Regions from separate parts of the Homo sapiens genome. Here region 1 is linked to region 2. Evidence: chromatin loops called from intact Hi-C (ENCODE). Cell type or tissue: heart right ventricle. All regions are shown on one strand. Links, peaks and the distances in the headings refer to the core of each region. The heading gives the core; the rest is flanking DNA.

What was found. Peaks named below come from ENCODE experiments on the same cell type or tissue, not always from the same donor. Only the 100,000 strongest peaks of a DNase experiment are listed, where the experiment ranks them.
Region 1: it touches region 2 in a loop (2.4-fold over the local background); 16 of 110 quality-filtered maps call a loop at or near these places.

Annotation. Positions count from the first base shown.
Region 1 is chr1:66,500,087-66,510,981 of GRCh38, reverse strand. No RefSeq gene overlaps it. Among named protein-coding and RNA genes, the nearest start is that of SGIP1, 29 kb to the left of the region's middle. In heart right ventricle, for the core only: CTCF peaks have their summits at 6,734 and 6,939; a DNase peak (open chromatin) is centred at 6,931; H3K27ac peaks cover 417 bases.
Region 2 is chr1:66,721,261-66,732,155 of GRCh38, reverse strand. It overlaps SGIP1 (SH3GL interacting endocytic adaptor 1), which reads right to left. Exons shown (of 25, transcript NM_032291.4): 20 at 2,737-2,892. Among named protein-coding and RNA genes, the nearest start is that of DYNLT5, 26 kb to the left of the region's middle. In heart right ventricle, for the core only: CTCF peaks have their summits at 5,680 and 5,906 (motif pointing right); a DNase peak (open chromatin) is centred at 6,065; H3K27ac peaks cover 1,865 bases.

The DNA of each region.
Region 1 (10,895 bases), core at 2,016-10,015, 220 kb after region 2:
TCTGGAAGATTTTAGGGGGCCAACACTCAGCTCTGAACTCCTGGACTGTGTGTTCTGACTGTGGGGGACTTTTATTGGGCCCTGACTTTGTTCCCTGACTCCTTGAGATTAGGAACCCACTGCGCTGGGGGTCCAGGGGTGAGGTACTCCCAGACTGCTGGTCATTACCCTCCAATGGGTGGTGTCAGGCAAAGTGTTTCATACTGCAGTGACAGCAGGATCCATCCTCATTTGCACGTGCCAGCAGCAGCCTCAGTGGCAGTGGGGAGGCGAATGCTCATTGGCTGCAGCAGGGCGCTAGAGTGCCTGCCTCTGTGCCTGGGTTCACCACAATCCTGGAGGCAATCCTGGAGGCCAGGGGCCCTGCTGGCAGTTGTGTGCAAGGTCATGCTGGTGGTGGTGGTGGCACAGGGGTGGGGCACTGGTGGGTGCAGGTCTGTGTGCCCTCTCTGTGCACTGTAGGCAAGGTTGATTTCTTAGGGCGTGGGAGGATCCACTCTTTTCTGTGCCTCGTTTCACTCCCCTAGTGGTATTGGCGTAAGGGGTGGGTGCTGTCAGGGGCAGGGCTGGCTGGCTCTGCACGTCAAAGCTCCCACTGCAATGGCAGTTGATGGTGGGGATGGACTGCTCCACTGCTGCAGCAGTGACAGGGCAGGGTGCACACACACACATACACACACACACACACACACACGCAGGAGGGGCAAGGAAGGCAAAACCTGCTCACCCGTGTTTTGCAAACAATGTGGACGGTTGCTTTGGACCTGGGGGAAGCTGCAGTTTTGGGAGGGAGAAGGTGGGCTGGGCTGGTGTGCAGTGGTGAGGACCACCCCACTGGAGCTCTCTGCTGGTCAGGCACGGCCCACCAGTGCAGGAGCTATGATGTGGGCCCTCAGGGCACCAAAGGCTGCCCTGCAAGCAGGCCCAGCAATGCTGGGGCCTTGGGAGAGGTCAGCAGACCAAGAGGTGCTCAGGTCAGACCACCCAGCCTAATGGGCAAGACTGCTCTGCAGAGTTCATGTCCCATAGTTCCCCTAAGGATAAAGTCTCCTTTGGGAGCAAGTCAAGCCTAGGGGGACGGCCATCTCTGGCAGCCGCTCCATTACAGATGCTCCTGCACCAAACCCTTTGGGCTTCAGGACAGCTGGTCCGCTGCCCCTCCCACTTCTCTAAGCAGCTCTCCCTGTTAATTTGAGTGTCCAAGGTGGTTGAGGGGGTCTCCTCCTGCCGGGATTCCAGAGGCCCATGGTGAGAGTGGGTTGTTCCTCCCCAGTTCAACTCACCTGTTCCCCAAGAGCTGTTGGGGGCCAGGAATGAGTCCCAGCCCACGGTAGCCCTATGGAGGGTTCCCGGCTTCCTCCCCCTTCACCCCAGCTTCTGTGTCTTCCCTCTGTCTACTCTCCGTGCTTCCCCTCTGAAGATCTGTTAGGAGTGTTCCAGTAGTTTCGGTCCCTTGGTGGTAGCTGTTCTACTTGTCTGTGTCTAGTCAGCCATCTTGCCCTCTCCTACCAATTAGCGAAAATGCTCAGAGAAAATAAGAATTTTAATTAACTGAGAAGGAGTTCTAACACCCATTTTTTTCCCTTCTCTTAAACTTAAAAATCTTTCAAAAAAGGTATTTTAAAAGTTTCTAGTTATAGTCTAAAAATATGTACATTCCTGGGATTTTTTTTGGCTGATATCTAAGGATACCTGTCTTATGATTTATTTTCAGTGATTTATTTAATCTACATATATTTTCTGAGCGTTTGCTTTAATAGAATTTTCTAGGGCTAGGAATAAAAGAACAGAAGATATAGTTTTTTCCCTCAAGATTTCAGTCTATTGTTATAAATGACTAAATATAACCCCAAAGTGATTGTTTTGTCATTGTTGTTATTTAATTATAGAAGTTTTCCTTTTTAAAATATAAAGCAGATCAGTTTCTAAAAAGTTACTCCTGCGTCCATTTGCTTATAACTCTAAAGTGTTGGAAAGGGGTCTCACATGTATTACTTTGATGCAGTTCCAACCAAATTATAGTTTGATTTGGCCCTTCGCAGTCTCTTCGCAGTTTTAAAACGGGGATCAAATTTCTACCTAATTGATGGTTATTCTCTCAGGTAACGTTTCCCAAAATAGAACAGTTAGATCAGTTTCATCTGCATTAAAAATTAGCAAAAGCCGATAATCTTCTCCTCTCCTCACCCACACAACTCATGCTCTCCAGGGCAGCCCCAGAATGCCCCAGTGTCTGTTGGCCTCATCATTACTCTTTTGGTGATGTGCAGGGATCAATAGGCCTTGAACCATTGCACATTCAAGAGCTGCACTAAAACGCTCAGCAATAGCATTTTCACCTTGCTTTGTCTTTAGGGCTTTAACAAACGTTGATCCTTCTCCTCAGTGAATATTAAGCTAGCGGGCTTCCAGTATGGATGCTGATTCTCAAGCCACACTTAGAAGGTTATCCATTCTGCCCTTAACACTTCTTTATGTCTTGCTGAAGCACTGTGCTTACTGTTGATGGCATGATTTAGTTTTTGTCCTTCAAAAATCTTTCCTTCTTACCATACTGCAAATTCATTCATTTGCAATATTCATAATCTTCTCACCACTCTCTGATGATAATATTCTCTCTCTTTTTTCTATTGTACATATGTACCTCTTACTACTAGCATTTACCTCATAGTAAACTAGAGAAATATAGGGCAATTATCTGAAAAAATTAAGGGTCCCCTTTGTGGTTCCAGTCAGGAATTTAAGGTGACTGCCATTGGCATAGCTGAATGTTTTCCCCTAGACGCTCCCAGCTGAAATGCAGATGTGGAATACTGGAGATTTGGATTTAGCCAGGATTCTGGTTTTGCCTTCAGGTAAAATAAAGAGAGAGATGGGTACGGAATTGAATATGTGCAAGTAAGTGACTATAAATATTGACATTGGAATTTGTAACTGGATAAGAAGCAAGAGAGGATATTGGGGCATTAAGGTGTTAACCTAAAAGAAAGAGGCTAAAGCACAAAATGTGATTTAAAGAGTTCACTTGAGCCAAAGTGAGGATAGCTGCCCAGAAGACTCAGACCCGGGTAACCTTGGATATAAGCTCTGTTTGTTACAAGCAGATTTTTAAAGGCAAATAAAAGCGGGTACAGGAGTGGGCTGGTGCAAAGTGGTTTGTCAGGAATTCTCATTGTTTTATAGAAATAACATTGATTAGTGATTGGCTACACATTGTTAACCTATAGGGTATGGGTTGTAGTGTCCGGTGCAGCCTTATTAGGTTAATTAATAGCTACTTGGTGCAATAGCATGCAGTTTCCAGAGATTAATGCATAGCTCTAAGGGAGGAAGTAGGACATGATTGCTGTCTCATTTTAATGCCTCTCCAAGTCTGATAATTTGAAAGGGCTCAATTGCTCATATGAAAGTTCTTTTCTTTCCTCAAAGGGATAGTAAAAAGGTAGAATGGTCAATTGAAGGTAGGTGACTTGAAGAGTCAAAAGACATTGGAACCAGCAGTCAGGGTAGAGGGAATAAACTGGAAAGATGAAAGATGGTGATCAGAGAGTGGGGTGGGGTTATGGCCGGATTGAAGTTAGGAGTCTTGACATCTACCATGTGATCTGGGGAGTAAGGTTGCTGCAGTAGGGTGAACAGCAAGATCTTTGGGGGGCAGACATTAAGGATCTGAGCAGCCAGGCTGTGAAAGTATCACATATGCATATGTTGAAATCACCAAGAGTGCAGATATAATAAGTAGTACAGACAGCATGAGAATGAACTAGGAGCTGAAGTCACCAGAAAAATGTGTGTATGGGGTAATAACCTGGGGCTCAGTAACTAATAGCTTCAATTCCTGTAGACATGATAATAATGTTACTGAAAACCTCAAAACAGAACATAACCAACAAACACACTTAAGCCCAGAAGTCAGTAAAACATTAATAGTATGAATTAAATTGAGCCCTTTGATGTTTTTATCTGATAGACAACTCACTTCTAAGAAAAGATCTGCATGATTTACCAACAAATAAAAACTACGAAAAATATCCAAAAGTCCAGGTTTCTGTATCTTCTGGTTTCTGGGTCTTCTTTTGGAAAATGGGAAGCTTTGTTAATGTCAGCCTCAAACTGACACATGGGAATAATAAACTAAAGCTAAATGCTGACTATCCAATTAGGACATACTCTTTCTAGTTTGTCACAGTCTTCACCACCCCCTCCTAATCACATCTAGCTTATCACCTAGTGACTTATCTCTCTTGACACGGAAAACTGTATCAGGAAAGTGTATCAGGAAAGTATATGAACCCCACCTTACTAGAAATCCTAGCTTTGTGCATATTTTTCCAAGTTCCTAATATTTGGAAATAGAGGTTTCAAATTTTCTTTCTTTTTTTTTTTAACATGGTCTTGTAATCATATGACAGATTCTTCTTGCCTGTGGCATAGATAAGCCCAATTCACTGAGATAGCATTATTGCAGTAGAGTTTAATTAATGCAAAGCCAGCCAAGTGGTAGAATAGGAGTTTATTATTACTCAAATCAGCCTCTTCGAGAACTCAGAGGCTAGGGCTTTTATGGGCAATTTGGAGCTAGAGGATGGGTGCTGCTGATTGGTTGGTGATGAAATCATAGGAATGTGGAAAACGGATGGTCCTCATGCGCTGAGTCCACCTCTGGGTGGGAAACACAGGACCAGCTGAGTCATGAGTCACTGGTCTCAGTCGGGTGAGTTGCCAGAATGCAAAAGTCTGAAAAATATCTCAAAAGACCAATCTTAAGTTTTACAATAGTGATGTTATCTATAGGAGAAATTGGCAAAGTCACAAATCTTGTGACTTCTGGCCATATGATTCCTGAGCATTAAGAGATTATAGAAAAACAAGCTAGGGACAATGGCTGGTTATTGTTTAGCTACACCTACATTTTAGCAGAATTCAGGCCCCTCCCGTAATTCTAATCATTGTTCTTTCATGCCAAAAATTCAGACAAAGGTGGTTTCCATTCCTGAACAGGAGGGGATCAGTTTTAGTAAGGGACTATTATCAATCATCCTTACATTAAAGTTAAACTATAAACTAAATTCCTCCCATGGTTAGCTTGGCCTACACCCAGGAATGAGTGAGGACAGCCAGCCTGTGGGGCTAGAAGCCAGCCTGTGGAGTCAGCTGTGCTAGACTTCTTTCACTGTCATAATCTTTGCAAAGGTTGTTTTAAGTTTGCTCTGTTGCCCTGGCTGAAGTGCAGCATCATGGTCATAGCTCACTGCAGCCTCAAACTCCTAGGCTCAAGCAATCTTTCCGTTGCAGCTTCCCAAGTAGCTGGGAATACAGGCACATGCCACCACACGCAGCTGAAAGTTTCAAATTTTCTACCTTAAAAATTGAAATAGGCTGGGCGAGGTGGCTCACGCCTGTAATCCCAGCACTTCCGGAGGCTGAGGCGGGCAGATCCCTTGAAGTCAGGAGTTCAAGACCAGCCTGGTCAACATGGTGAAACCCCATCTCTACTAAAAATACAAAAATTAGCCAGGCGTGGTGATGGGTGCCTATAATCCCAGCTACTTGGGAGGCTGAGGCAGGAGATTCACTTGAACCGCGGAGGTTGCAGTGAGCCAAGATTGCATCATTGCACTCCAGCCTGAGCAACAGAGCAAGACTCCGTCTCTAAAACAAACAAACAAAAAACCACAAACAACAACAACAATAACAACAAAAAAATGGAAACTTCTGAATATTTGACATGAGGCTTTTGATGTGTTTTTGTTTGTTTGTTTTTGTTTTCATGGTTAGCCTGTTTCTCTTAAAAGCAAAGTTGAGAGAAGGAAAAATACCCACATACTGTATTCTCTTTTCAGTTAGACTTTAGGTTTACCAAGTTTTACCCCACTGCCCCACCACTTCACAATTAATTATGCACATTGAGAAATTGTAACTTATATCAAATTATGTTCTAAATATATTGTTTGTTTCATGGAAGTAAAGATTAATAGCCTAAAAGGGGCTTTAAAGATTATATGTTCAACCCTCTCAATTTATAAGAGAATGGAAGCTCAAGGAGTTAAAGGAACGTGGCCAAGTTCATGCAGCCACACTGCATGGCAGAACTTAAATTCAGATTCTTTTTTTAACTCCCCCAAATTATATTTAAAGACCATAATTAGTTTAGGATTTTTGGAAATACTTTTATCATAAAAAATTGCAAAGGCAGAAGCTTACAGAGTTGAATATATTATATGTATGCCTACCACCCAGCTTTATTGAATTTTAATATGTATTTAGATTTGGAAATAAAATATTATAGGTAGAGTCGAAGCTCTTCTCCCATGTTCTCCTCCAAAATTCTCATCACTTCTGCCTTTCCTCAGAGGTAACGATCTGAAAAATTTGATGTGTTTCAGGAATTCCTTTAGGAACACTTTTAAAAGGAAATAAATTCTAAAAGTAATTACATTTACAGAGAGTTTTTATTCTTACTAAACTCAGTAAACCTTTAATGTTAATAAGAGAATGCAAATAAAGTTTGTTTACAGAAAGAAAAAAAAAACACCCAGTGGAAGGAAACTGACTGTCCGGATATGTCTTCCAGCAAAACACCAAACTGAAACTAAGTTTTACTGACTAAAGATCATACATAAGAGATCTTTTGGTTTAATAATAAGAACCAAATCCTGTTTCTCTATGAGTGAAAATGGAGAGAGATGCTTTATGGGCATGCAACCATGGAGTAACAAAACACCCTATAGCTCAAGGGGTCCTTTGCTTGGCTTAATGCTCTGTTATTGCTGTCTCAAAATTCTAGATACTTTTTAAACAAAGGGCACCATATTTTTATTCTGCCCTGAGCCTTGCCAATTATGTTGCTGGTTCTGGTTCCCAAGGCAAGTGGCAGCTAGCTACCGTCTAAGGACTCTTGAGGTGACAATGGCTGTCAAATCCACTTTGTCCTCAGGAGGGTGCTGTTCCACCTTTAATACTCAGTCCTAGTCTTAGATGCAGACTTTTTGCCTTCATTTCCCAATGTGCAGCTAAATATAAAATCAGGAATGTGTAAGTAGGATTTTAAAGTCTGAGCTACTCCAAAAGAGAAATAGACATGGAAATACAAATAGATATGAATTTGTTATCTATTTGTTGAGCTTTGACCTTGTGCCGGGTGCATGGTAAATTCTGTGTTTCTTTAATTTGTATAACACCTTATGATACAGATGTGATCATTCCCATTTTACAGATAAACTGAGAAACAGGCAGTTTAAGTATCTTCCAAAGAGTAAATAGCTAGTAAAAGGAAGAATTAGAATTTTAGCCCAGTTCTCTCTGCCTTCAGAGATCATAAGTGGAAGTTTTGTTTGTTTTTGTTTTTAATCTAGAAAGGATAATTCTAGAAACAGCCAAGTAACAATTTTTTTTCAATTTTTTTCAAATGTCATTCTCATAAAATGAGAAAGATTTTCCATGGTGCATCATGCAATTTTTGAACCCACCTTACTAATTAGATGCAAGGTCCTGTATTATTGTCCTGTTCCAATAATCATGTATCTCAAGGTTTATTTGTCCAGTGGAAAAGTTAACTATTTATTGTTATGTTAAAATGCGACCCAGTATACCTAGTACCCATACAGAAAACACATTTCCTTGCAGGAGTTTATATTATTACAGTATAAGTTGGTCTCTACTATAAAATGAAGCAATGGTAAGTACCACATTGAATATGATATTTCCTCATAGAGTTTAAAGAGCAAATCAATATCAGATTAAGAAAATTCCCTTTGTTTCTCAGTTTATCATCATAAATGGGGGTTACATTCTATTGAGTGCGTTTCCCACATCTACTGAGATTTTCATACTTTTTTCTCCTTTCTTAAGAACATAAGGTGTCCAATTACATTACTTGGCTTTTTAACATTTTAAATCTTGAATAGCTGATATAAATTCCACACAGATATTACATATTCATTTTGTTATACATTACTGAATTTGGTTTGCCAAACTTCTCTATTGTATCTTTGTTGTCTATTCAATCCATTTTTGATTTTATTTTTATAATAAATACCCTTTCTTCTACTTTCCTTGGGTTTATTCTCTTGTTTTCATTCTAACTTCTTAAGGTGAATGCATGGCTCATGTATTTTAAGCCTTCCTTCTTTTTATTTCCCAGTATTACCATTTACAGTACACAATTCCTTTAAATACAGCTTTGGCTGGACCCCACCAGTGTTTTAGTTTTTACATTCAGTATTTTGTTTTCCATTATGAGTTCTTACTTGATCCATGAGTTGTTTACAAGTGTATGCTGGAATAAAAAAAAGATTAAAAATAAAATAATCTGTAATGCAATCTGTGAAATTTTCATAGCCTTTAATTCTCTATCTTTAGCTTTGTCTAATATTCTATTCTGCCTGTCCACCGAGTTCTAATTTTAGTTATTATATTTCTCATTTCTAAAAGTTTTGTTTCCTTTTCACATCTTCTTGGTCATTATTTAATACTCCCTTGGTTCTTTAAGCATATTAAACAGCCTTTAAAAATACCTACTAATTTTAATCTATAAATCTTATCAGATCTAACTCTGCAGTTTATTGTTTCTGCTCACTCTTGCTTCATATGACTTCTGAGCTCATATGACTGGAAATCTTATCTGTATCACTTTTTCTGTGGGTGATTTAATGTGATTAAATGTAATTTTCCCTAAAAAGGATCTATTTATGTTCTGTCAGTAAGTTACCACCAAACACTACCACCATGGGACTACTTTCAACTAAATTTTTTAAATTGTTTAAATTTCAAGTTCACTGGCCACACTGAAGTGTGAAATCTTGCCCAAAGTCATGTGACAGATGGCTTGTGTTTGAGAACACTCAGAGATTTATTTTCTTTTTCTCTTTCTTCTCACGGTCAATGTGGAGAAGACAAATATCTTCACTAAAGAGCATCTTTCCTCTAATTACTCCTTGAGGATATCATTTTTCATGTCCCAGATGGAAAAAGTGGTTTCTGGACCATCCTCCCACTTGGTCTCTGGTCTCCCAGTTGAAGCATTAAGGACCAAAGCCACTTTCAAGGCAAAGAACTCCTTTATCTCTCTTGTTTCCCACTTTCTTGTCTGTTCTGGCATTCACTTTTTCTGACCTTACTTTTCTCCAGCTCAACTGTATCTTTAAAACACTTATCAAGCACTGTTTGGTGATATATACCAGAAATTTTTTCTCCAGATCGCTCAACAATTTATCAGAAACGGAAATCTAGGAATTAGCCCTTATAAAGGGAAAACTATGACAGGGACACAAAATATATTGTTTATTCAGGTACTTTTGTGTGCTAAGAAGAAAGCCCAGGTTAGCAATCAGTGACGGAAGCAAAGGGCATTGGTTAGTGAAATGATCAACTAAGAGTAAGTTTGTCTCGGACAGTGCCTCTTTCCACTTCATTTGCCCCATTTATTATTTCTCCATTTAATTTAATTTAACTTAATATTTCTCTATTTCTTTCTCAAAAGTGTTCCCATTTAGATGATTAATTATGGTCATTCTTATTAAGGAAAAATTTCTTTGGTCTGTCATGTGAAAGATTTATCTGTTGCATTTTGTTGCCATTCAATGTAAAGAAATAAAGACCCTCTTTCAATCAAGTTTTTCTACAACATAGTCTGCCTCTACCCATTTGAAATGTAAACAACTATATTTTTAGGAAGATTATGCTTCTGAAAAATGATAAAAGTAATTATGGGAAATGATAAATGATGGCTAGGAAGAAGATAATGACTGCTAATAAAGTTTTACTTGTTTGTAATAATTTGGATGTAACAGACCTTTTAATGTGTTATACAGTATTTAAAATATATGAAAGGTACAAATCTATCATAATAAACTTAAGAAATGAAATGTTACCAAAATCGATGGTATTTCTGTGTATCACCTTCCCCACATTATGCCGCCACCCACATAGAAATACTGTCCCAAATTTGGGCTTGAAATTCCAATTCCTTAAAAATACTTTTTTAAAATTTCATTTGTATGTTCCCATTAACAATGGTTTTATTTTAGCTTGATATTAATGGCATCTCATTTTATATATAGGTATTTGTGTTCATACACACATTTATATACATTCTTTTGCAACTTAATCTTTTATCTAATTATTATGATTGTGAGAATCATCCATATTTATTTGTGATGCTCTTATTCATTTATTTTCACTGCGGTTAAATTATATACTTCTTTTCCTATAGATGAATATTTAGGCTTTCTTCAATTATTATTACAAAAGTATTTGTATGAAAATTCTTGTACATGTCTCTGTATGCCCATTAAAATGTGTTTAAGTGTGTATATATATATATATATATATGAGTTGGATTACTGAATTATAGGGTATGCTTAGTTTTGATTTTACTAAATATTGCTGAATTGTCCTCAAAAGTGGTTCTACCACTGTATTTGCCCACAAGAGATGTATACCCTTTTCTCCTTGCCCACATCCTCTTCAGCATTTGGTGGTAGCAGATGTTGTAACATTTGCCTATGTGAGGAACGGTTTTAGTTTTTATTTCCCTGGAATGCAAGTTAGAGATGAGATTGAACCTCTTTTCATAAGTTTCCTCCTCTGAGATTTGCCTGTTCATCTCTTTTGGACTGTTGGGTTATTTTTTTCTTACAGATTTATAATTGTCATTTATATATTTTGAGGATAATTCTTTTATTGATTACGTGTTATAAATATTTGTGCTGTTATACAACGCCTTTTCACATGTGTTGTGTCTTTTGTGAACAGATGTGTTCAATTTTAATGTAGTAGAGTTATTGTTTACTTTCCCTTTGTGTTTATGACTGTGTCTTATTTAATAACTCTATTCCTAACTTGAGTACATAAAGATATTTTCCAATATATTCTAGGTGTTTAAAGGTTTTCTT
Region 2 (10,895 bases), core at 1,431-9,430:
TAGATTTGAATAACTGGGAAACCCTCAATTATATAATGCTATTTTAAAGAAATACATTTGCTGAGATTAATAGCAAAATAAGCTGTCATAGGTCTGTGATAATTTCTTAGAGAACCTGCTTTAATAAATATTCAAGAAAGCTTTGCCAATCAAATGCTTACACAGAGATGGAATTCTTAAATGCTCAAGAAGCCTTGAGCATTCTTCAGTCTCATACTTGAGTTGACAATTGTTCCCGCATATTTTTTACAAGCAAACTTTTTTCACAAGAAAAAAGTAGATGTAAATTTCAATTTGGCCCCTGTCATAGGGATTGCAAACTGAAATGTCTCCAGGGGCCATGGTGACATATGAAGTCTTCTTCAGTAAACATTAAGGAAACAATTGGCTGATGATAGACACTAAAGGCTGGTACTGCAATCTAGAATCATGCTTGGTCAACAATGCCTTTTTAAAAAACTGGGGATGGTTGTGGTGGTTGAGGTAGTGGAGTGGCACTGCATAACGAAACTAAAGAGTCTATAGATGACTAAAGGGTCACTCATCACAGCCCTGTTACAGTGATCAAGTAGAGTTCATAAGATCCAAATTAATGGGATATATTTTATTTCTTTTTTTTTTACTTTTGTAAATAATAATTTAAGGGTCTATATAATATTTTGTTAAGCAAAACCACTTTGAGTGATGTTTGATTCTATGTATAAGACCAGTATGTTAATATATGTATACAACTTTTGCACATATGCCTAAGAACTTGGCAACATAACTGCCTAAAAATGCAATGCAACAAAAGCTGTAACTATGACACCAGTCATATTTACAAACAAACTGGCAAGATATTGGCACATAATTCCTAATTTCAGATGGAGGAACCTTGAAAAATAAACTGGCTCAACGTGCACAACCAAAAAATGGAGGGAAACTGAAGCAAGAATTCGAATTAAGAGACTTTTTCCATTCCCTCACGGTTTGCACAGTCTTGTGGGGGAGATGGATGAATGAAGAAACACAAATAGATATGTCATTATTAACTGTAGTAAGTGCTACAAAGGAAAAGAACAGGGTACCTTTAGAGAGAATAACAAGGGGACAGAATTTATTACGTTGGCACAAAAGGAATTACGGTTTTTGTCATTTAAAAGTAACGGTAGAAACTGCAATTACTTTTGCACCAAGCTACTAGTTTGGGGCTGGTTGGTGGGGGTATGGGGAGGAGAATGGGATAGTCCAGGAGGCAGAGTAGAGCTGAGACTAAAGGATGAGTTGGAGTCAGGTGAAGAAGGTTGAAACAGTATTCGAGGCAGGGGAAACAAGTACTACAAAGCCCTGTTGTGGGAAAGGATGCAGCCTGTTTCTGAGATTGGCAGGTCTGGCTGGAGCTAAAAGGATTCTGAGGCAGGATGGTGGGAGATGAGAATGGAGAGGCAGACAAGGGTAAACAACTCAAGGCCTCAAAGGCAATGGTAACAGGTTTAGATTCTGGGACAGGTGTAATGCGAAGCCACCAGGGAGTTGTGAACAAAGGAGACCTGATTTACTCACAAAAGACCACCTGGCTGTTGAAATGTATTGGAGAGGGGCAAGATTGGATTCAGGGAGAGAAGGCAATTGCAGTGGTATGGGGAAAAGACAGTGGTCACTTGGACAAGGGAGGTGGCAGTAAAGAAAAAAGTGGCCACTTCAGAGAGAGGTTTGTAGATGAACATCAGGACTTGATGGAGAAGCTGTCAAGAAGACTTCTTTCAGCTCATTCACTGCAAATAATTAACTTGTATAATTGATCATTTTAATAGCATGCATGCATGTGGGTTTGTGTGACTGTGCATATGCATAATAAAGACATCAAATTCAGGTTTAATAGTTAGAAAATGTGAAAAATTACATTGATATAAACATATTTGCATAAGTTTCTTTTATGTCATACATGTAAAATTCCATCAAAACAATGATCATTACAATGAAATTGTATTAACTATTAAACCTGAATTTGATGTCTTTATTATGCATATGCACATGCACAGTCACACCTACACACACAATTGATTTAAAAAGAAGGCCAGGCGTGGTGGCTCATGGCTGTAATCCCAGCACTTTGGGAGGCCAAGGCAGGCAGATCACTTGAGGTCAGTAGTTTGAGACCAGCCTGGCCAACATGGCGAAACCCCATCTCTACTAAAAATACAAAAATTAGCCAGGTGTGGTGGTGGGCGCCTGTAATCTCAGCTACTTGGGAGGCTGAGGCAGGAGAACCACTTGAACCCAGGAGGCGGAGGTTGCAGAGAGCTGAGATGGTGCCACTGCACTCCAGCCTAGGCAACAGAGCAAGACTCTATCTCAAAAATAAAATAAAAATAAAAAGATGCTCATACAATGAAAGGATTTTATTCTTGTTATTTGGCTCATTTCCCACCATTGTCATCCACTGTCTGTTGATAATGAGTAAAACAGACGATGAACAAACTGTTGCTGATACAGATTTTCTTACCCTGTCTCTCTAACCACTTGAGATAGTTGGCCATTAAAACACGTATATGCATATGCAGTCACACATTCACACACAACCACCCACAACAAATTTTGATAGCTGGTAAAAGTTCTGTGCTTGAATCTACAAATATATCTGAGTGGTGGTAATTTCACTATAGTGCGACCCTGTTGCTAAGATATATCCCTCATCTAAGTACAAAGTACTAAGCCACATGTATCTCTGAAAAATTTATGCAAAATCATATTTACCAGCAGAGAAGTTGGGGGTTTGGCAGGACGTGTTCTAACCTGCTGAAATTTATCACCCGAAAAGTCAGAGCAGCTGGGGACGGGTTGTTGGCAAAGTGTCTGGTGATGCCAGCAGGAAATGACAACACCATTTCTCCGGTAATCTTAACGATACATCTGGCATATCAAAACACAGAGAGGAAAGAGAGAGAAAATCCATGTCAATACACTGAATCAAAACTGCTGTGAAAAACAATTTATGAGGCAATGTTAAATAGCAGAAGAGATAAAAGGCAGGCTCTTACAATTCCATTAAAAAATACTTTAACTTCTATTTTAGGTTCAGGGGTACATGTGCAGGTTTGTTATATAGGTAAACATGTGACTTGGGGGTTTGGTGTACAGATTATTTTGTCACCTGGGTACTAAGCATAGTATTTGACAGTTTTTTTTTTCTGAACTTTTCTCTTCTCCCATCCTCCTCCCTCAAGCAGGCCCTAGTTTCTTTTGTTCCTCTCTTTCTGTCAACATGTTCTCATTATTCAGCTCCCACTTATAAGTGAGAACATGTGGTGTTTGTTTTTCTGTTCCTGTGTTGGTTTGGGAAGGATAATGGCCTCCAGTTCCATCCATGTTCCTGCAAAGGACATGATCTCATTCTTTTTTTATGGCTGCATAGTATTCCATGGTGTATATGTAACACATTTTCTTTATCTAGTCTATCATTGATGGCCGTTTAGGTTGACTCTGTGTCTTAGCTATTGTGAAGAGTACTGCAATGAACATACCAATGCATGTGTCTTGATGATAGAATGATTTATATTTCTTTGGGAATATAACCGGTAATGGGATCTCTGGGTCAAAGGGTAGTTCTGTTTTTAGTTCTTTGAGGAATCACCACACTATTTTCTACAATGGTTGAATTAATTTACACTCTCACCAGCAGTGTATCATTTCTAACTTATCTGAGAACTCAATGGTCAGCACTTATTTTAAAAAGTGACTATTTTGTTTTATGTGTTTTGAAATGTAAGAAGAAAAGTACAGCTTTTCTCTTTCTGTAGAAGTCTATAGCTTCACCTCATGAATAGAATCCTCTACTCTGGTGGTTCTCCCTCACTTTGATTTCTGAATCTTTGGCAGCATATTTGAAGATAGTATATTGTACAATGTTATCACATTATTTCCTGGACTTGTCTTACTTAGCTCTTCGAGTAACATGAGTAATGCCTTTAGCATGTTGTTTTATGTACTCATGAGGTAAAGTTTTTGCCTTGCACTTAACTAGTTCTTCATTCCATTAATTTGTCTATTTGGTCAAAATTGTAAACTCAGTCATATAAGTTAACACAATGGGATGATAGCGTGGAAGGAAAAACAATTCTTTTTTTTTAAAAAAGGCTTTATGAAGATATAATTGATATATAATAAACTGAACTTATATACAGTGTAAAACTCCATGAGATTATATGATGTAAAATCATCATACAATTAAGAAAATGAACATTTCCATCATCCCTGAAAGTTTTCTTATGCTTTTTTGCAATCCCTTTTTGTAATCTCTCCCACTGCCTCCTTTCCCTGTCCCTAGGCAAGAGTTAATATGCTTCACTATAACTTCATTTGCAATTTCTAGAATTTCATATAACAGAATTGTAAGGTGTGTGATTTTTTGTTTCTTTCACTGCACATAATTATTTTGAGACTTGTTCATGTAGTTGTGTGCACTAATAGTTCATTTCTTTTTGTGGCTGTGTAGTGTATGGGTATACCACAGTTTTAAAAAATACATTCACCTACTGAAGAACATTTGGCTTCTTTCCAGTTTTTGCCTATTACAAATAAAGGTGCAATGAATACGCGTGTACGGGTATTAGTATGAATATACCCTGTCATTTCTCTTGGTAAGTACACAGGAGGAGAGTCACTAGCTCACATAATAGGTGTAGACTCTCAAAGAAACTGCCTAACTGTTTTCTAAAGTGGAAAATACAGCTGTGCATGAGGGTTTTAGTTCTTCCACATTCTCACCAACACTTGGTAGAACTGATCATTTTAATCTTAGCCATTCTCATAGGTGAGTAGTGGTATCTTCTTGTTGTTTTAATTTGCATTTCCATAATGGCTAAGGATCATCAGCATCTTTTATGTGCTTGTCATCAGTTATCCTCTGCTTAAACTGTCTGCCAAGTTTTTAAATAGGGTTGTTTGTTCTCTTATTGAATGTCAAGGTTTCTTTATACATTCTGGGAATGTCATTTATCAGATATATAATTTGCAGCCCAGTCTGTGGCTTGTTTTGTTTTTTCTTTCTCTTAAAAGGACATTTGAAGAGCAGAAGTTTTTAATTCATCAATTTATTCTTTTATGGGTTATATCTAATCCAGTCATTCTTTCGGTGTCTTATTTAAGAAATCTTTGCCAAACCGAAGGTCACAAAAGTTTCATTTGTATTTTCTTTTTCCTTTTTGAGACAGGATCTTTCTCTGTCACCCAGACTGGAGTGCAGTCGTGTGAGCATAGCTCACTGTAGTCTCAAACTCCTGGCCTCAAGCAGTCCTCCTGCCTTGGCCTCCCGAACTGCTGGAATTACAGGCATGAGCCACTGCAACTGTCTCACTTATATTTTCTTCTAGAAGTTTAAAAAAAAATCTTTGAGTTTACATTTAGCTTCATTACCCATTTTCACCTATTTTAGTCTTACAATGTATATAGTGTCAAGTATGGATCTCAGTTCATTTTGTGTGTGTGTGGATATGAATATCCAGTTGTTTCAGCATCATTTTTTTGAGAAGACTGTCCTTTCTCCACCGAATTACCTTGAAAATTTTGTTGAAATCTAATTGCCCTTATCTGTGTGAGTCAATTTCTGGATTCACGATTCATTCTGTTCTATAGATTTATTTGGTCTATTTTTTAAGCCAGTATTGCACTGTCTTGATTACAGTAGCTTTATGATAGTTCTGAAATCAAGTAATGTTAGTCCTCTAACTTTGTTCCTTTTCATAGTTGTTTTCGCTATGGTAGGCCCTTTGAATTTCCACATGAGGTTTATAATCACCGTGTCAATGTCTATATAAAATCAATCATTGCCTCCCCGTTCCAATTCACCCTTTACTGACTGCTCTGAGAAAATTAACGGATCTTTATTGTATTTTTCTCTTTGCCTGCAGGAACCATGCTTAGTTTTGTCAGTAGAGGGCGCTAGAGAGACATTGCAGGAGAAAGGGGTTTTCCTTCACCCTTCCAGCCTGCTTGCAAATGCAGGCTCTTGCAATGCACAAGGCTTACGTAGTGCTAGGTTGTTGAAGTTACAAGAGGCTTGTGTGTGGCTCCTGCAGTGCATGTAGTGTCCCCAGAGTGTAGGTTTTGCAAGCCATATAACTCTGCCAGTGCCTGGTAGCACAGACAGCTTTCCTGTCATCTGACTCATGTAGTACAACTGGCTGGGCTGCCACAATGCCCAGATCTTGCAATGCAGATGGATTCTTTTCCAGCCTCCTGCCATGTTCACACCTTCTCCACTGCCATCTTCTGCAGTGCATGGTGGCGGCAGCACCCATCAACCTTAGCTTCCCCTGGCAATTCCCTCGGCCAGTTTTGTAGTAGAGTGCCTCAGTGAAACACCTTCCCATGAGCAGCTGGAAGTCAGCTGGGCTCTCCTTATGCCAGGCCTGAAAACTCTCAAGCAGGTAAGCTGGAGCAATCATAGGGCACACCTCCCCTTTTAGGGATCACTGCCTTCGCCTGAAGTCCAGTGTCTTGCAAGTCATTGTTTTATATATTTTGCTTATTTTTAAGCTGTTTGAGGTAGAAGGGTAAATTGGTCTGTTACTCTACCTTGGCTAAAGCAGAAATTTCACAAGGATTTTATTCTTCTTTGGGACACAGTAAATGCTTAAAGTGAGTGAGCTTCTTTATGATTTCCTCCAATGTCTCCACAGCTGACTCTTGTAGTACTTCACCTCTAAGTTCAGGTATGTACTTTCTGGGGAAATTGATGTTAATAAATGAAAACTTTGCTCACATTGGAGCATGGAGACTCCACGTTGTCCTACAGTCACCTTGGATATTGTGTAACTCTAATGGATGAAACACACATGGTTCAGGTGAGGTGCTGTCTGGCATACATTCAAAATAGCTTAAATGAGGAACTGCTATAACCTTGTAGGTATAAGGCTGGGTTTGGGGCAGAGATTGGGAGCAGATGAGCTTCTTAAAGATGCCATGTGAGCCTCCCTCACTCAGGTGTTAAATCCATAACTTTGTAGTGCTCTGAATGGGATTTTTGGTTTCTGGAAGTTTGCATTTCCATCTCTCCTGGAGAACACTGCTGACCTCCCAGTTTGGGAGCAAACTGCTGTCTTCCTTCTCTACCTTTTAGATCCATTAACCCTGTTTGTATACTAGTGCCAAATTGGTTCTGAACCTTGATTTCCCCTCAAGCTGAGTCTACTCTTGATATTTGTCCATATGTGGACATGTAGAATATTGTTTGGCAGCTATTAGAAAACAATTAGAGCACTTATAAAATTAGATTTCAGCACCTACCATCACTTAGAATATTGTTATTAGCAGTGGTGGCTCAACTGTTCTTTAACTGGTAGGGAATTTTCTCAGTTTTCTTGCCAAGTTGCTCAAAATGAGATCTAAATGGTGTCTTGGTAGGAGATAAAGTTTCTGTTTTGAAAGCAAGTCAGACAGGGGAGGAGGTGGCATTTATTAACTCAACAGGCATCTGTCTATTCACTCCTAACTATGCAAGTTGTTCTTGTTATTTTTTCCAGTGGGGTGGTAATTTAAAAATGAGCAAAATAGCCTCTGCTTTCAAAGGGCTTACAGTGTTGGGTAGAAGGTGGGAGAAGTAGTCCACGTAGTCCTGTGTAAGAAGCACTGAGGCCTCAATTACATTTCAGCATCACAACTGTCAGAGCCAGAACTTTTGCTGACTTATTAATCCATCCAGTGTCTAAATTGACCTGAAATTTTCTATATAAAAATTTAATATTTTCTATACTCACCAAAGAATTTTTTTTAACTTAAGGATTTTTCCTACCAGTATGCAAGGTGGCTACATTTCATGTGAGTTTGAATGGTGGAAATAATGTGAGATGGAAATATGAATAGATGCTTACTTCATGAATAAAATAAGAAATCATGTGAATCCTCACAAATGAAACATTTGTCAAAAAATGGCAAAACTTCAAAGTCAACCAGCCAAGTGACTTATACACTGGATTTTCCCTAGCTGGTCACAGAAACACTGGCCAGTTTTGTTCAGGGAATGTGTGAGGTCATCAGAGATGCATCTCTCTCATAAAATACAATTTATATGTACTGCTAACAAAACCCCTAGGTCTGTTTCTCAGTGTACATCTGTGTAGATGTAGCTTCTCTTCTTTTCTTTACAATTCCCTTTCTTTGGCTTATGTACTGCTTTTCATATTACAAGACTAAGTTCAAAAGAAGGCCTTTCCGAAACATTTCTTAATATCCTCTCCATTTAGCCTTCCTTGGTTTCTCCTTTCTCTGGGTTTGCTTGGAGATAGGTACAGATCTTTTTCTAGGAAATTATGTTGCAGTTTCACGCACATCTTATCTACTATTGTGAAGACAAGTTCTGGGTCATAGGTTCTGGGAAGGCAACGGTGCATAATGTAGAACTCAGAGTAAGAACTCATTGTTTAAAAAATAAATTCATACATTTATTTATTTATTTATAGGGTGCCTACACAATATACCAGGCACAATGTAATGTGCTAGATTTGGCAGTGACAAATTGGACAAATGGTCCTTGTGCAAATTTCTAGTTTAAACTGGAAGACAGATACTGAATAAATAATTAAAATGTGATGATAAAAGAAGGATAAGAGAGAGCCGAGTAACCTAAGCTTTTCTAGGGAATTAGAGAGTTAATCTCTGACCCTTGTTTTTAAGCACCAATGTTCTTTAAATAGGAACTAATAGCGGGAGATGTGTTTCCCCAATCAGTAGCAAAGGTAAGGAATTTGCTGCCTGTGAGCTACTGAGAAAGTCTTACATGTCAGAATACCTGTTATGGGTGCTCCGAATATTTACAGTATAACTATATTTAAATGGGTTACATATCATAGTATATAAAAATTAAGATAGTAGATTTCTGTTCCCAATGGATGGTCTGAGAACAAATGGCTTTGATGCAGGATGACAGGGAACTATAGACAAAATCAAATCCAAATGCCTTTGCTGCATCATTTCTCTGTTTGGTACCTTGGCTGGCATTATTTCCACCTGGTGATAGAACTTGAGTTGTTTCCTTGAAAGTGAGTGATAAAGGAAGAGCAATTAAAATGGTTGCTGAAGATGAAATTAAATATATGAGTGTCATTTCATGATTCATTTATAAGTTTCTGATTTCAAAATTTTAATGAAATAAATTGGATCTCCCACCTACCAGCATAGAGGATATCCTACAACTATTTATGGCAATAAAATTAAAAACAGATTCCATATACATCCACAAGTCAAAGACTCAGTTAATTTAGAAGGGTATAGGAAAAACACTAATATTAATTTGGCTCAAGTGCCATGTCATTGGAATGCCAAGGCCGCAGACATCAAGCTTACAGGTGCAGACTACCCTACACGCCTGTCATAGTGTATTGGGAAACTGAACCAGGATGAAAACCCTGGCTTATATTGTGACAGGCCGATGGGACAGGCTGCTGTACCACTTATTGGAATTAAAAAATACGTTAATAACGGCTTCTTAACTCCCACTGCACCATATTTACACCTGTTCTCTGGTGCACTTGGTATTATATTTATGCACAAGTCCTATTTTCCATATGAGCTGTCTTTATCGCCAATATATCTCCTGTCTAGCACAATGGCAGGTACATAGTAGCCATTTTGTAAATATTAGGTGAGTAATTCAATTCAACTTGTTCAGCAAATATGCCTTGTCCTGTTTAGCTGAGGACACAACAGTGAACCAAACAGGCAAAATCCAGCTCTCATGGTATTTACATTCTAGTGGGGGAGAAGACAAATAATGGACAACAACAACATAAAAGATGTTAGAGAGAAGGGCTATGGAGACAGAGAACATGAGGTAAAGAGGAAGAAAATGTTGACGGGGTGGGGAGCGGTGTTGTTATTTTATATAGGATGGACAAAGAAGGTCTCTTTGATAAATTTACTGAAGAATCATGAAGGGAATGAGGGGACAAGTCACTCAGAACCTAGGAGAAGATTTCACGAAGGCAGAAAGTGAAGCAAATGAAAACCCATGAGGTGCAGGTGGGTTGGGGTGATGGAAGAGAGACGCCATGAGGCCATGTGGCTAGAGTGGAGTGAATATGGAGGTGAGGGTTGGAGGCACGGTCAGGGATAAGGAAAGGAGTGATGGAGATGGGATCAGAGACACGGCCACGGGGTGAGGCTGGGGGAGTCTCGAAGGGCAGATCATGGAGGGTCTTGTAAGAGTATTATGAAGCATTTTGTTTTTACTTTGAACAAGATGGGAGGATTTTGAGCAGAAGAGTGACATGATATGTTGAGACTTTGTAGGGGTGCAAAAGCGGAAGAAGGGAGACCAATTAGATCTCTCTGAATAAATTAGTGGATGAATGAATGAAAGCCAATTAGGAAGCAGACAAAGATGAATTCATTCTTGTGTGATCCCCAGCGGTTTTCACTCAGGTATATACATTCACTCCTGACTACTCTTATTTTTCAAAAGGGCAATTCTGGCCAGGCACAGTGGCTCACGCCTGTAATCCTAGCTCTTTGGGAGGCCAAGGTGGGCAGATCATTTGAGCCCAGGAGTTCAAGACCAGCCTGGGCAATATGAAAAAACCCCGTCGCTAAAAAAAATACAAAAATTAGCCGGGTGTGGTGGCATGTGCCTGTAGTCCCAGCTACTCGGGAGGCTGAAGTGGGAGAATTGCCTGAGACTGGGAGGTTGAGGCTGCAGTGAGCTGTGATTGTGCCATTGTGCTTCAGCCTGGGCAAAAAAGTGAGACCCCATCTCAAAAAATAAAATAAAAACATAGAAGGATGTTTCTGTCTGCTTTTCTCAATTCAGGCCAACGTGATTTTCTAAGGTATAAGGTCAGTAGTCAGTGATAAATTTTCTTAGAACTGGAATAACAGAAAATTATGCAAATTCTTTGTCCAAAGAAGATTCTACAGAACAA